2 separate regions of the Homo sapiens genome follow, and region 1 is linked to region 2. Evidence: read pairs that join two places in POLR2A ChIA-PET (ENCODE). Cell type or tissue: GM12878. All regions are shown on one strand. Links, peaks and the distances in the headings refer to the core of each region. The heading gives the core; the rest is flanking DNA.

The links. ChIA-PET counts read pairs that join two places held together with the same protein. Peaks named below come from ENCODE experiments on the same cell type or tissue, not always from the same donor. Only the 100,000 strongest peaks of a DNase experiment are listed, where the experiment ranks them.
Region 1: POLR2A ChIA-PET joins it to region 2 with 5 read pairs; 2 of 35 experiments call an interaction of 5 or more read pairs at or near these places.

What each region holds. Positions count from the first base shown.
Region 1 is chr6:42,495,709-42,504,043 of GRCh38, reverse strand. It overlaps the pseudogene RPL36AP5. Among named protein-coding and RNA genes, the nearest start is that of TRERF1, 48 kb to the right of the region's middle. RefSeq lists an enhancer at 1,443-1,582. In GM12878, for the core only: no CTCF peak of the experiment used is centred there; no DNase peak of the experiment used is centred there.
Region 2 is chr6:42,787,229-42,795,563 of GRCh38, reverse strand. The region is part of intron 1 of BICRAL (BICRA like chromatin remodeling complex associated protein); the gene reads right to left. It overlaps LOC401261 (a long non-coding RNA gene), which reads right to left. Exons shown (of 2, transcript NR_134654.1): 2 at 4,241-5,148. Among named protein-coding and RNA genes, the nearest start is that of BICRAL, 9.3 kb to the right of the region's middle. In GM12878, for the core only: no CTCF peak of the experiment used is centred there; no DNase peak of the experiment used is centred there; H3K4me3 peaks cover 319 bases; H3K27ac peaks cover 2,539 bases.

The sequences.
Region 1 (8,335 bases), core at 305-8,304, 290 kb after region 2:
TGCCCCAACTCTGCGTCAGGCTCTGTTGCAAGAGGCTTTACCAAACTTATTGCTATGGTTGGAATATTTATTTCCTCCAAAACTTTGTTGGAATTTAATCCACAACATGGCAATATTGAGGAGGGGGTCTTTAAGAGGTGACTGGGTTATGAGGTCTCTGCTCTCATGAAGGGATTAGTTGATCGGTGGGTTAATGGATTAACGGGCTATCCTGGGAGTAGGACTGGTGGCTTTATTAGAAGAGGAAGAGAGACCTGAACTAGCATGCTCAGCCCCCTCGCCATGTGATGCCCTATGCCACCTTGGGGCTCTGCAGAGTCCTCACCAGCAAGAAGGCCCTCACCAGATGTGGCCCCTTGACCTTGGACTTCTCAGCCTCCATAACTATAAGAAATATTTTTTTTTCTTTATAAATTACCCAGATTCAGGTATTCTGTTATAACCAACAGAAAATGGGCTGGGCACGGTAGCTCACGCCTATAATTCCAGCCCTTTGGGAGGTCAAGGTGAGTGGATCACTTGTGGCCAGGAGTTTGAGACCAGCCTGGCAAACAACCTCCTTACTAAAAATACAAAAATTAGCTGGGCATGGTGGCACATGCCTGTAATCCCAGATACTCAGGTGACTGAGCCACGAGAATTGCTTGAACCCAGAAGGGGGAAGTTGCAGTGAGCTGAGATGGCATTACTGCACTCTAGCCTGGCTGACAGAGCGAGACAAAAAAAAAAAAAGGGCAATAGAAAATGGACGAAGACACTCATCTTTATGGATCTTCATGATAATTCTGTTGGGTAGGAGGTAGTATTATCATTCTTATTTTCTAGATGAATCAACTGAGACTCAAAGAGTTGAATCACAATGACCTGATGTCTAGGAGGGAACACTGAGTTTCAACTGCAAGTACACCAAGTAGGAAAGACTGTCTTGTGGTAAATTTCTTTCTCTTGGCTAAAAGTAGGGGGTGATATCGGGTCAATTTGTTATTGTCACCTACAAGAGAGATGGAAAAGGCTTCTACATTATCATGAACTTGAGAATCTTACAGTTAAAAATTGGAAAGATGAAAAATGGGGTGGAGAGTGGGGCAAGAGTGATTGGTAGGATTACTTGGTGTATCAGTTTCCTTGGGCATCCATCACAAAGTACCACAAACTGGGACGCTTAAACAATAGATATTTATTCTCTTATAGTTTTGAAGGCTGGAAGTCCAAAATCAAGGTGTCAGCAGGCACCTGCTCTCTCTGAAGGCTCTAGTTTCAGGTGGTTACTGTCAGTCTCTGGCATGGCTTGGCTTGTGCATGCATCACTCTAATCTCTGTCTTCACATGGTCTTCTCCCCACTGGGAAGACAGAGATAGTGATTTGGACACAGACACCAAGTCTCTGTGTAAAGACACTATTTCCAAATAAGATTCTGGGTGAACATGAATTGTGCAGGGTTACTATTTTTAACCCAGTACTGTACACTTGGGTAGGAGAAGCCTGATACTTCTGCCCCTTCCCACTTTCTACTTTGTGCATGCAGTGGCTAGCAGAGGTATCTCTGCTCTCAGAAGTGAGGGGAAATCCTTATGTCCCTAGGCAATGTCTTAGTAGGCTGCTGACACCCAGAAGAAACAGTCTCTTCAGACTCAGAAGGCTACATATAGGCCCATCCCCATCATCTTCCTCTACAGTTGCTGGAAGAAGGCTGCAATAAATAGCTCCCATAGTTGGGGCAACAGAGAATCTCAAAGGAAAAGATGTGCACAGAGCCAAGAATTACTAACACATCGTAAAAGAGAAGAACAAAATGAAACAAATGACTAGTACCTGAGAAACAGATCATAGAACTCACAGAAGGGGATTTTAAGAGAAGTATAATGAACCTTTCATCACAGGGATAAAAGACAATTGAATCCATAAGACAAGGAGGAAATTATGAAAAAGTATCAAATAGAGATCTTGGAAGTGAAAAGTATTCAGAAGAGAGGGAAATGGTAAAATGAATACAAATGAAGAGCTGTTTATTGAGCTGGAAACAATAGCTGAGGGATTCTCCCAGAATGTAGTATAACAGGACAGAGAAAAATTATGAAAGAAATGTTTAGAAACATGGAGGGTAGAACCAGAAGCTCCCAAATCTATCAATTCACATTCCAGAAGAAAATAAAAGCAGAAAATATGAGAGAGAGGAAAAATTAAAAACATATTAAAAGAAAAATTTCCAGAGTTGAATAAAAGCACAAATCTTCAGGTTGAAAACTGAGTAGGATGAATAGAAATGACTACACTTAGATACACACAGTGAAATTTTAGAACAAGTGTAAGGAGAAATTCTAAAAGCATCCAAAGATTTTTAAAATTTTTTCTGCAAAGACTAATATCAGAATTCTCAGTAAAAATGCATTGCATACAAGAAGGCAATATAAAATACATCTTCAACATTTTGAGAGAACATGGTTACAAACCTAGAATTCTATTTTTTTTTTTTTTTTTTTTTGAGACGGAGTCTCTCTCTGTCGCCCAGGCTGGAGTGCAGTGGTGTGATCTCGGCTCACTGAAAGCTCCACCTCCTGGGTTCACACCATTCTTCTGCCTCAGCCTCCCAAGTAGCTGGGACTCCAGGCGCCCACCACCACGCCCACCTAATTTTTTGTATTTTTAGTAGAGACGGGGTTTCACCGTGTTAGCCAGGATGGTCTTGATCTCCTGACCTCGTGATCCACCCACCTCGACCTCCCAAAGTGCTGGGATTACGGGCGTGAGCCACTGTGCCCAGCCACAAATCTAGAATTCTATACCCATCTAAACTATTATTTAAGTGTAAATGCAAAAAAAAAATACATTTATAAATATTCAAGGATCTGGAAAATTTACCATCCACAATGAATTAAGAGAGAATGAACTTAACCAGAAAACAAAAACAAAACAAAACAAACAAGAAGAAGAGAAATACACGAAACAGTATCTTATTGAAGAAATCAGTAAAATTTATTGTAAAACTCATATAAGTTAGGATAACCACTAGAAGTAGTAACAGGTGCAAGTTTTAAATTTTGAGAAGGACAAAATAAGATGAAGAAAACTCACCAATTTTGCAAAAGACAAAAGGAAATTAAAAAAATCCAGGACAAGTAGAAAAGACAAATAAAATGAGAGGAATAGTTCAGATGTCTCAATATCACATTAAATATGATTGGGTTAAGCCCATGGATAAAAGGAGAATTTTAGATTGGATGTTTGAAAACTTAAACATTATAAGAGACACATCTAAAACAAAATCATCTGAGAAGTTTGAAAATAAAGTGATGGAAAAGGATATTTCAATGAAAAAATGTGTGATTATATTTAAATCAGATAAAATGGAATTCAAGGAAGGTTTAGAAAGTGGATCTACCCAGTAGTAGTCAGCACCCCTGGTAGCTAGATAATAGTTTCTAAACATCGTTTCACACATACACATGAAATCAATGTTCACTTGAAAAAAGGCTGATTCCAGGTCTGGGACAAGAAATATACAAGAGGAGCCTGGACCAACATGTCATATCTGAGGCAAGAAAGCTGAAGACTACAGAGAGTGTCAAAACTACTTAGGAAACAACTTGAAGAGGCTCCTACTGGCTAAAGATGCAGCAATCATGCATTAATAAAAATGATAATTGCAATGATTAAAACACTTCAAATATACTCAAGTTTATGAATATGGAAATGAAATAATTTTTTTAAAAAACCCTTATTGGCCACTTTCTATTAAAAAAAAAACAGGGAACTGAGGAACATGTTAAACACTATCACAGAAAGATAATCAGCAAAATCCAGTCTGCAGGAAATTCTACAGAACAAATGACCCAAAATATATATTCCAAGCAAAAAAGAAAGTGTGTATTTGTGTGTGTGGTCAGGGAGGATTACAGACTAAGAGTTACCTAAAAAACATCACTCGATTGCATGTATGAATCTTAACTGAATCTTTTTTTTTTTAACATAAACTCAAGATTTGATTGTCTTCATAATAAAACAAAAGATGATACTCAGAACTATATCACTTGGCCCCCCTTTTCTTCTTATCTCCTCCCAGTTCAAAATGCTCGCATATCTTAATAGCCAGCATTCTCTTAGATATGCAGTTGGGCTCAACGCGCTCAAGCCTTAGCACTGTCTTCTTTGTAGTTTTAGCCTTTTTTTGGAAAATCCGCTTAGTCTGTCCATCATAGCCACTATGCTTCCCATCATAAGGCTGTTTTCCCTGGGCATATAGACAATTCTTGCCCTTCTTGTACTGTGTCACTTTGTGGGGTTGGTGCTTGCCACACTTCTTACAGAAAATCCACTGAGTTTTAGGAACACTCACAATGTTTGCAGGAGCATTATTGGCACAGAAAGCTGAATGTTGATATAAACAAATACATTGGGCCCTCAAGGTGGCTCATGCCTGTAATCCCAACACTATGGGAGGCCGAGGATTGCTTGAGCCCAGGAGTTCAAGACTAGTCTGGGCAAAATAGTGAGACCCAGTCTCTAAAAAAAAAATAATAATAGTAATAAGCAAAAAGAAAGTTTACATAATTCGCTACATGCACAAATTAAAGCATCTGATTATATCAATAAATACTAAAAAAAATTGACAAAATTTAACCCCTGTTAAGATTTTTAAAAGACTTGCAGTAGCTTGCTATAGAAGGGAAATTTCCTATCTTAATTAAGGGGCCTACCAAAAACCTATGGCTGTCACCATACTTTGTGGTGAATTTAGAGGTAATCCTATTACCTCAGGAATGGGACAAGGATGCTTGCTTTCATGCTGCTAGACAACACCAAACTGGATGATCTAGTCAATGCAATAAAATAAGAAAAATAAATAAGAAACCTATAAATGATATTTTCATCTACAAATAACAGAAAAACCAATTTGAAATAGTTTATACAATAAATACATTTTATTATCTCACATAATAATTTCTGGCTCTCTTCTTTCTTCTCTGGCCCTGTGAAGATGTGCCTTGCTTCCCTTTTACCTTCCACCATGATTTGAGTTTGGTTTACCCGAACAGTAACGTGCACTTGCTGTAAGTGGTAGAGCCCACCTACATTAGGCTGATGATTTATTGTTGAAGTCAAAAAAATTGGTGAGGGAAGATGGCGGATAGGAGATAGGGCTGACGTGCAGCTCCCATTTGTATGGACAGAACAGTGTATGGAAACTCCTGTCATGGACTTTTGCTCCAGGAACCACCGCAGGAGTGTACTAGGAAAACTGAAAGAAATCACAGATCCTTTGAAAGCAGCAGCAGGCTGCTGCAAATTCCATGAGACAGGCCAAAAGCTCTAGTGCTCTCTCAAAAGTGCCACCTCCTGGCTGGAGGCCAACCAGCTCAGGACGTTACAGCAATTCATGACAGAACAACCCTGCTGAAGTGGTGGACTTCAGTACTCCACTGACAGCAAAGACAGGTCATCAAGACAGGAAGTCAACAAAAGACCAATGGACTTAAATTATACCTCAGAACAAGTGAACTTAACAGATATTTACGGAACATTCTACCCAACAACTGCACATGGAAAATTCTCCAAGATAGACAATATCATAAGCCACAAAACAAGTCTCAATAAAATTAAGAAGATTGAAATTATATCAAGTACCCTCTCAGAACACAGTAGAATAAAGTTGGAAAGTAACTCCAAAAGGAACCCTCAAAACTATACAAATACACGGAAATTAAATAATCTGCTCCTGAATGATCTTTGGGTCAATAATGAAATCAAGATGGAAATTAAACAATTCTTTGAACTGAAAGATAATAGTGACACAACTTATCAAAACCTCTGGGACACAGCAAAAGTGGTGCTAAGAGGAAAGTTCATAGCATTAAATGCTTATATCAAAAAGTCTAAAAGAGCACAAATAGACAATCTAAGGTCAGACCTCAAGGAACTAGAGAAACAATAACAAACCAAACCCAAACCCAGCAGAATAAAATAAATAACAAAGATCAGAGCAGAACTAAATGAAATTGAAACAAAAAATACAAAAGATAGAAGAAATAAAAAGCTGGTTCTTTGAAAAGATAAAAAAATTGATAGACCATTGGTGAGATTAACCAAGAAAAGGAGAGAAGATCCAAATAAGCTCAGTTAGAAACAAAACAAGAGATATTACAACCAATACCACAGAAATAAAAAAAGATCATTCAAGGCTACTATGAACACCTTTATGCACACAAACTGGAAAATTTAGAGAAGATGGATAAATTTCTGTAAATATACAACCCTCCTGGATTAAATAGAAATAGGAAGAAGTAGAAACTGAACAGAACAATAACAAGTAGAGAGATTGAAACAGTAATTTAAAAATTTCCAACAGTAACAAAAAAAGGCCAGGTCCTGATGGATTCACAGATGAATTCTATCAGGCATTCAAGGAAGAATTGGTACCAATCTTACTGAAACTATTCCAAAAGACAGAGAAACAGGGACTCCTCCCTAAATCATTCTATGAAACCAGTATCACCTTAATACCAAAACTGGGAAAGGACATAACAAAAAAAGAAAACCACAGGCCAATATCCCTAATGAACATAGATGCAAACATCCTAAAAAAAAATACTAGCTAACCAAATCCAATGGCATATCAAAAAGATAACACACCGTGATTGAGTGGGTTTCATACTAGGGATGCAGGGATGATTTAACATATGCAAGTTAATAAATGTGATGCATCACATAAACAGAATTAAAAGCAAAAGCCCTATGATCATCTCAAGAGATGCAGAAAAAGCAGTTGACAAAATCCAGCACCTTTATGATTAAAACCCTCAGCAAAATTGGCATAGAAGGAACATACCTCAAAGTAATAAAAGCTGTCTATGACAAACCCACAGCCAACATTATACTGAATGGGGAAAAGTTGAAAGCATTCCCCCTGAGAACTGGAATGAGACAAGGATGCCCACTTTCACCACTTCTGTTCAACAGAGTACTAGAAGTCCTAGCCAGAGCAATCAGACAAGAGAAAGAAATAAAGGGCATCCAAACCAGTAAAGGGGAAGTCAAACTATCACTGTTTGCCAATGATATGATTGTATACCTAGAAAACCCTAAAGATTAATCCAAAAAGCTCCTAGAGCTGATAAATGAATTCAGCAAAATTTTAGGATACAAAATAAATGTACACAAATCAGTAACACTGTTATACACCAATATACAACAATGACCAAGCTGAGAAGCAAATCAATAACTCAACCCCTTTTACAACAACTGCAAAATAAAATAAAATATTTAGCAATATACCTAACCAAGGAGGTGAAAGATCTCTACAAGGAAAACTATAAAACGCTGCTGAAAAATCATAGATGACACAAACAAATGAAAACACATCCCATGCTCATGGATGGGTAGAATCAATATTGTGAAAATGACTATACTGCCAAAAACAATCTACAAATTCGATGCAATTCCCATCAAAATACCATCAATATTTTTCACAGAACTAGAAAAAACAATCCTAAAATTATATGGAAGCAAAAAAGAGACCTCATAGCTAAAGCAAGACTAAGCAAAAAGAACAAATCTGGAGGCATCACATTACCAGACTTCAAACTACACTACAAGACTATAGCCACCAAAACAGCATGGTACTGGTGTGAAAATAGGCACATAGGCCAATGGAACAGAATAGAGAACCCAGAAATAAAGCCAAATACTTACAGCCAACTGACCTTTGACAAAGCAAACAAAAACATAAAGTGGGAAGAAGACATCCTATTCAACAATGGTGCTGGGATAATTGGTTAGCCACATGCAGAAGAATGAAGTTGGATCCTCATCTCTCACGTTATACAAAAATCAACTCAAGATGGATAAAAGACTTAAATCTAAGACCTGAAACCATAAAAATTCTAGAAGATAACATCAGAAAAACTCTTCTAGACATTGGCTTAGGCAAAGAGTTCATGACCCAGAACCCAAAACCAAATGCAACAAAAACAAAGATAAATAGATGGGACCTAATAAAACTGAAAAGTTTCTGCACAGCAAAAGAAATAATCAGTAGAGTAAAACAGAGAACCCACAGAGTGGGGGAAAATATTTGCAAACTATGCATCCAACAAAGGACTTATATCCAGGATCTACAAGGACCTCAAACAAATCAGCAAGAAAAAAACAAATAATCCCATCGAAAAGTGGGCAAAAGATGTGAATAGACAATTCCCCAAAGAATATATTCAAATGGCCAAGAAACATGAAAAAAATGTTCAACATCACTAATTATCAATGGTCAAATTTGACCTGGAAATTTGACCAACCAAGTCAAAGGGTAAATGCATTGTAAATTACAGAAATATTAAATTCCCT
Region 2 (8,335 bases), core at 153-8,152:
TAATTTGAAACATAGAACATCTATTAAATAATAATTATATCTTGGGAATTTAGGTAATATATGACAGAAATAAAACAATGTGAAATAGGTTTTATGTCACATTTTATTTATAGATATTTATTTATTTATTTGAGACAGAGTCTTGCTCTCTGTTGCCCAGGCTGGAGTGCAGTGGCACGATCTCGGCACACTGCAACCTCCACCTCCCAGGTTCAAGCAATTCTTGTGCCTCAGCCTCCTGAGTAGCTGGGATTGCAGGCGTGCACCATTATGCCCAGCTAATTTTTATATTTTTAGTAGAGACGGGGTCTCGCCATGTTGGCCAGGCTGGTCTTGAACTCCTAACCCAGGTGATCCACCAGTCTTGGCCTCCCAAAGTGCTGGGATTACAGGTGTGAGCCACCGCACCCGACTTTTTGTCACGTTTTTAAATCTAATAGCAGAAAGTTTTGGAAAACAAGTTAGACAACTTTCTAACAATAGATGTAGATCTTTTCAGTTACCTTGACTGTCGTTCATGCGTAATTCTCTTTGTGAGTATTGGTGGAGAGATCAGTAAATAGACTCTTGCATGACTTATGGTAAGTTTCTTTTTTTTTTTTGAGATGGCGTTTTGCTCTTGTTGCCCAGGCTGGATTGCAATGGCGTGATCTTGGCTCACTGTAACCTCCGCCTCCCGGGTTCAAGCAATCCTCCTGTCTCAGCCTCCCGAATAGCTGCGATTACAGGTGCCCGCCACCACGCCCGGCTATTTTTTTTTTTTTTTTTTGTATTTTTAGTAGAGAGGGGGTTTCACCATGTTGGCCAGGCTGGTCTCGAACTCCTGGCCTCAAGTGATCCGCCCGCCTCAGCCTCGCAAACTGCTAGGAGTACAGGCGTGAGCCACTGTGCCCAGCCACTTACAGTAAGTTCTTAATTGATATGTCTAGCTTAGCCTTAAAACTTGACAATTCAAATGAAAAAAGAACAGAGAATAATATATTAGTACTTATAAAATATATAAAATAGAGCCAGGCATGGTGGAGTACACCTGTAGTCTCAACTACTTGGCAGGGGAAGCAGGAGGATTACTTGACTCCAGGAGTTCAAGGTCATGGGTACATAGCCAAACACACACACACACACACACACACACACACACACACACACACAGAGTAAGTGAATTTTGTCCGGCATTAAGTATTTTATGTAACAGAATATGTTCTGCATTTCTAAGTTAAAGCACTTGAGCCTTTTTTTTAAACAACATGGTTACCCAAATGTCATTTTTCTTTGTATTATTCTCTTTTGAAATTAACTGTCAGATTGCTTTATCTCTATCACACATGCTGTAAAAAAATAAATTCTAGGTACATCATGTGACATATAAAGTCAGATTTATAGTAGCTAGGAGCGGTGGCTCATGCCTGTAATCCGTGCTATCTGGGAGGCTGAGGCAGGAAGATGACTGTAGCTCAGGAGTTCAAGACCAGCTTGGGCAACACAGCGAGCCCCTGTCTCAAATTTTTTCTTTTAATCTGATTTATAAACAAGTAACATAGTTTTACATTTTAAAAATAAAAATAAAAATAAAAATAAAAATAAAAATAAAAATGTCATCTTGTCCAGGAGTTCGAGACAAGCCTGGACAACATGGGGAAACCCTGTCTCTACAAAAATACAAAAATTATCCAGGCATGATGGTGTGCACCTGTAGTCCCAGCTACTAGTGAAGCTTCAGTGAGCTGAGATGGGGCCACTGTACTCCAGCCCGGGCAACAGAGCAAGACCCTGTCTCAAAAAAAAAAAAAAAAAAAAAAAAGTCATCTTGAGGCCTACGCATAGAAGTAGCGCCAAAAACATCCCAGTTGTAAACCTTCATGTTGTGTGATTACACCTAGAGAAAAGGGGTTGACTTTCACAGATTTCTCCATCCTAAAACTCTCACAGATTTGGAGAATCACAATACAAATGGAAAATAAGAATAAACCAACCTGGTCAGGCGCGGTGGCTCACGCCTGTAATCCCAGCACTTTGGGAGGCCAAGGCTGGTGGATCACTTGAAGTTAGGAGTTGGAGACCAGACTAGCCAACTGGTGAAACCCCATCTCTACTAAAAATACAAAAATTAGCAGCCAGGCATGGTGGCTCACACCTGTAATCCCAGCACTTTGGGAGGCCGAGGCGGGTGGATCATGAGGTCAGGAGATTGAGACCATCCTGGCTAACACAGTGAAACCCCGTCTCTACTAAAAATACAAAAAAAAAAAAAAAAAAAAAAAAAAAAATTAGCTGGGTCTGTAATCCCAGCTACTCGGGAGGCTGAGGCAGGAGAATGGCATGGACCTGGGAGGCAGAGCTTGCAGTGAGCTGAGATCACGCCAATGCACTCCAGTCTGGGTAACAGAGCGAGACTCTGTCTCAAAAAAAAAAAAAAAAAAAAAAAAAAAAAAAAAAAAAAATTAGCTGGGCATGGTGGCATGCGCTTGTAAATCCTAGCTACTGGGGAGGCTGAGGCACAAGAATCACTTAAACCCGGGAGGTGGAGTTTGCAGTGAGCTGAGATTGTGCCACTGCACTCCAGCCTGGGCAACAGAGTGAGATTCCATCTCAAAAAATAAATAAAATAAACCAGCCAGCCAATTTCTTTCTCCTTTTTTTCTTTTTCTTTGTGACAGAGTTTCACTCTCGTCGCCCAGTCTGGAGTGCAGTGGCACGATTTTGGCTCACTGCAACCTCCGCCTCCCAGATTCAAACAATTCTTGTGCCTCAGCCTCCAGAATAGCTGGGATTACAGGTACCTGCCACCACACCTGGCTAATTTTTGTATTTTTAGTAGAGATGGGGTTTCTTCATGTTGGCCAGGCTGGTCTCAAATTCCTGACCTCAAGTGATTCACCTACTTCGGCCTCCCAAAGTGCGGGATTACAAGCATAAGCCACCACACTCAGCATCAATTTCTAAATATACTTATTTGCACTTCTAAAAAGTCTCAGGGTTAAATGAAATCTAGGCCAAGCGGAGTGGCTTACACCTGTAATCCCAACACTGTGGGAGGCTGAGGCAGGAGGACTGCTTGAGGCCAGGAGTTTGAGACCAGCTTGGGCAACATAGCAAGAACTCATCTCTACATTTAAAAAAAAAAAAAAATTAGCTGGGCATGGTGGTACATGCATGTAATCCCAGCTACTCAGTAGAGGCTGAGGTGAGAGGGCTGCTTGAACCCACGAGATGGAGGCTGCAGCTATGATCACGCCACTGGACTTCAACCCTGGGTGACCAAGATACTGTCTCAGAAAAAAACCAAAAATGTTCATAAGAAAAAAAGTTACAGTAAGCTAAGCTTATTATTGAGGAAGGAAAAATATTTTATAAGCTTAATGTAGCCTAAGTGTATGGTGTTTATTAAGTTCACAGTAGTGCACAGTGTCCTAGGCCTTCACATTCTTTCACCACTCACTGACTCACCCAGACCAACTTCCAGTCCTCCAAGCTTCATTCATGGTAACTGCCCTATACAGGTGCACCATTTTTTTCTTTTGTATCATATTTTTACTGTACCATGTTTAGATATGTTGATACACAAATACAGTTACAGTTACCTACAGTATCCAGGTACAGTCACATGCTGTACAGGTTTACAATACAGGAGGAATAGGCTATATCATATAGCCTAGGTGTGTGGTAGGTTATACCATATTGGTTTGCGTAAGAGCACTCTATGGTGTTTGTACACAATGAAATCACCTAACGATGCATTCATCAGAACCTATCCCTGTGATTAAATGACACATGACTGTATTTACTAAAAACCCATCAGAGGCCAGGTGCAGTGGTTCACACCTATAGTCCTAGCACTTTGGGAGGCCGAGGTGAGAAGACCGCTTGAGCCCAGGAGTTTGAGACACGCCTGTGCAACATAGTGAGTTCTCATCTCAAAAAACAAAAACAAAAACCAAACCCATTAGAACCCATCAGGGTCTCAAACAAGGTGAAGGTTTAACAAATATTATTTCTTTTCCCCCTCATTTTCTTCCCTGTGAAAATGTTTCCATTTCAGGCCAGGACACAAAGTTCAACTCCTAATGAAAAAAAGTGTCCTGGATTTGGGTTCAACTGAAATAAACCATTTCTAGAAAGGCAATATCTTTCATATCTTATTCTCTCACATTCTCAGACTCAGGGCTTTAATTTTAAGTAATGTTAAGTGTTTAATGTGTTTGCAAGATAAGAGAGCCAAATAACCCACAAAAACAGAACATGTTCGGTTTCACAACTTTATTAAAAATAAATTTATAAGTAAACAAATCGTAACTTTATAGATTAAAGTTGATTGGGATTAAGGAGAACCTGGGTATAAGAGGATCTGGTACAGAGAGGTCTCAGGATCTTTTCCTGAGTGGGAGTACATACGAGGTAGGGAAGAGAAAACAACAAACCAGAACAAAGTTGCTGCTCCCAGGTCCTCTTTCATCCTCCACCTTCCCACACAGCATTCTGACAGCCCCTGAGCTCTCCTCAACTGCACTACAAAAGGGCAGGCCACCCCCAGCACAGTCAAGTCCTGAGCTCCCTCTGCTTGTAGCCAGGCACCATGTTAGTGATTTCCACCTCAGGGCTTTCCTTTTAAAATCCACACCCCACATGCCTTTGCAGTCAGCTCTCTCACCTCTCCATACTCATTTCACTCTTCCCCAACTCCCCCAGCCCACCTTCTGCCAGCTCCTTCACTCACTGTATTTTCCTCTTCTACTATACAGAACATTATTCATCAAGCAAGAGCCATGCCATGCAGAAACGCATCTGGTATGCTACTTAAATCATGCCGTTTCACCCGTTTTTCCCCAGATTTGCTCCTCTCACCTTTAACTCAAAGCTATCTTTCTCAGTGAAGAATGTAGACAGCTATTTTGAATTCCATCATCTACTCCATTCTTATTTTCTCTAATCTCACTTTACGGTTATTGTTTAGCCTATTTGGGGAGCAGAGAAAACTCATGAAAAAGGGAATGACAGCAGACTCAAAGAGGAAAGAAAGGGGAAAAGAAGGTGGGGGGGGGGTGCTACATACTTCCATTTGACATTATTTAAATAAAAAATGATTTTCTCGGCAGGATGCAGTGGCTCACGCCTGTAATCCCAGCACTTTGGGAGGGAAAGGTGGGAAGACTGCTTGAGCCCAGGAGTTTGAGGCCAGCCTGGGTGACAAAGAGAAACCCCTGTCTCTACAAAAAAAAAAAAAAAAAAAAAAAAATTAAATTATCTGGGCATGGTGTTGCATTTCTATAGTCCCAGCTACTTGGGAGGCTGAGGTTGGGGGAATCCCTTGATCCCAGGAGGTCCAGGCTGCAGTGAGCTACAATTGTACCACTGCACTCCAGGCTGGGTAACAGTGAGAACCTGTCTCAAAAACAAACAAAAAATGAAACTCAATGCTTATTTCTCTCCTTCCCTGTTCTGTAATCAGACTTTTTTTCTCATCACGTGCACAGATCAGAATGTCAAATGCTATAAGCCGCCACACATTCAATGGTCTTGATTCTTTTTCTCACAGATCCCTCTACTAGTGTAAGATATTGCTGATCTCTAACAGAATACTGTTTTCCTTTTGATTCCCATCATTCTACTCTACCTAGGTTCTCCAAGTACTGAGTCAGCAAATGTTTACTGAGTGCTCAACTTGTTTTGAATGCTGTGCTAAAGGCTTAGAACAAAACAGTAAACATGGGAGCAAATAATGTAATATTCCCAGGTCCTATACTACAATCTCTACGTCTATAGGTGACTTATGCACCCTCAAGCTTGGTACCATGATAAGAAGAGATACTTTCTCTTTAGTTTCAGTAATCTGAAATTTCATTTCTAAAGCAATTTTCTTCCATATGCAAATAACACCTCTATCTGCCACAAATATTTAAGTGTTCATTCTTTTTTTTTTTTTTTTTGAGACAGTCTAGCTATGTCACCCAGGCTGGAGTGCAGTGGGAAGATCTCAGCTCACTCCAATGTCTGCCTTCCAGGTTCAAGCAATTCTCATGCCTCAGCCTCCTGAGTAGCTGGGATTACAGGTGTGTGCCACCATGCCTGGCTATTTTCTTTGTATTTTTAGTAGAGATGAGTTTTGCCATGTTGGCCAGGCTGGTTTTGAACTCCTGGCCTCAAACGATTTGCCTGCCTCAGCCTCCCAAAGTGCTGGGATTGTAGGTGTGAGCCATGGGCCCAGCCTAATTCATTTTTTACTATGGTAAAATATATGTAAGATTTACAATTTTAACCATTTTTTTCCAGGATTGGGAAAACCCTTTATTTCTCTATAGAGTTACTGAATTTTAAATATTTAAAAGTGTTTGGTTGAGTGGCATTACATACATTCACATTGCTGTGAAACCAAGAGCCCTATCCAGCTTTAGAAATTTTTCATCTTCCCAAACTGAAACTCTGCGCCCATTAACTCACTTTAAGCCAGTAATGATTTTCATGGCCCCCACTCTGATTCTTCTCTTGCTTTCCTACTCAGCTAACATTTCAAGGTTCATCATCAAAATCACCCCCTTGCAACTACTCTCAAGCCTCTGGCACTGCTTCTCCTCTGTCAAACCTGCAGGGCAAAACACGAATTTTGGGTGAACTGATCACCTGCCTGCTCTTCGCTGCCCTCATAACAGCTGAATGTTGCTAGGAGAAAAAAAAAAATCACACAACTAACTCAGCTGACTGGTTTCACCTTAAATTCATGGCCCCAAGCCACGGCAAGGGATTCAACAATGCCCAGCATTGAAACTACCTTGTTTCCCAGTTACTCAGTTCCTTGTCCTGTTGCTCAAGGTGAAGTGTCCATCTTTCCTGAAATTATCCACTACCCCTTCTTTGTTTAAGTCACCGGCCTTGCCTCAGACTTCACTGAGAAAACAGAAGCCGTCAGAAAGTTAAGTCCTATATTCTACCTCCAATTCACCTTGCACTTGTGCCCCCATTCTTTGTCTTCTGCCACACTGCGTTGTCTTGCTCCCACTAAAGGCAAGTGTTCTTCCTGTGTCTTGAATTCCTTAAGAATGCTGCTCCCGGCCAGGCATGGTGGCTCACACCTATAATCCCAACATTTTGGGAGGCCTAGGTGCGTGGATCACCTGAGGTCAGGAGTTCGAGACCAGCCTGGCTAACATGGTGGACCCGTCTCTACTAAAAATACAAAATTAGCTGGGTGTGGTGGTGCATACCTGTAATTCTAGCTACTTGGGAGGCTGAGGCAGGAGAATTGCTTGAACCCAAGAGGTGGAGGTTGCAGTGAGCTGAGATTGCGCCACTGCACTCCAGCCTGGGCAACAAGAGCAAAACTGTCTCCAAAAAAAAAAAAAAAAAAAAGAATGCTGCTCCCTTGGTAGTCTTGGTCTCTCTTCTGGATTAGTCTCACCTTCTCTATTAAATATTCTCATTAGCCTATCTAGTTCCCATTGTTTAAAAGAAAAGCCTTCTTCTTTACATAGGGAGACCCTGTCTCTATAAAAAAAATTTTTTTTTAATTAGTTGGGTTACAGTGGTGCACACCTGTGGTCCCAGCTACTCAGGAGAGGCTGAGGTAGGAGGATCACTTGAGCCCAGTAGGTTGAGTCTGTGGTAAGCCGTAATTTGCACCATTGCACTCCAACCTGGATGACTGAGTGACATCTTGTCTTAAAAAAAAATTAAAAAAAAAAAAAAGCCCTCTTCTTTGACCCCATCTCCCTCTGAAGCCACTAAGCTGCTTCTCTCCACTTTACAGCAGCAAAATTTCCCTAACGAGCTGTCGATATTCACCTCACTTCCTATTCTCTCTTCGAAGCATCCCAATGTGGCTTGGACCACTTGTCAAAACAGTCACCATCATGTTGTCAAATCCAAATAGACATTTCTCTATTCTCATTGTGTAACTTCTCAGCAGCATTTGACAGAGGTGACCATTCCCTCTTTCTTGAAAATAATAAAATACTCTCCCACTTTAATGGCTGAACCTTTTCAGTCTCCTTTGCCCAAGCTTTAGCCGTTGTTAGTGTTTTAGGGCTTTTTTTTTTCCCCACACAGAGCTGGCTGTGTGGGAGACCAGAGTTTTATTACTCCAGTCTCGCAGGGCTTGATCTTAAGGCCACAAACAATCTCAATCAGTTCCATGACATGCCATCTGTATACTAGTGACTCCCAAAATTTATGTCCAGTCTAGATCACTCCCCTCAGCTCAACTTAAATATTCAGTGCCTACTTAACTCTCCGCTTGGATGCCTCCCAAGTATTTACACAGAACTCTTGCTACCCACTCCTCTCCACCTGTTCCTCCTCCAGTCTTCTCCAACCAGCAAATGGTACCATCAGCAGCCCAAGGCTG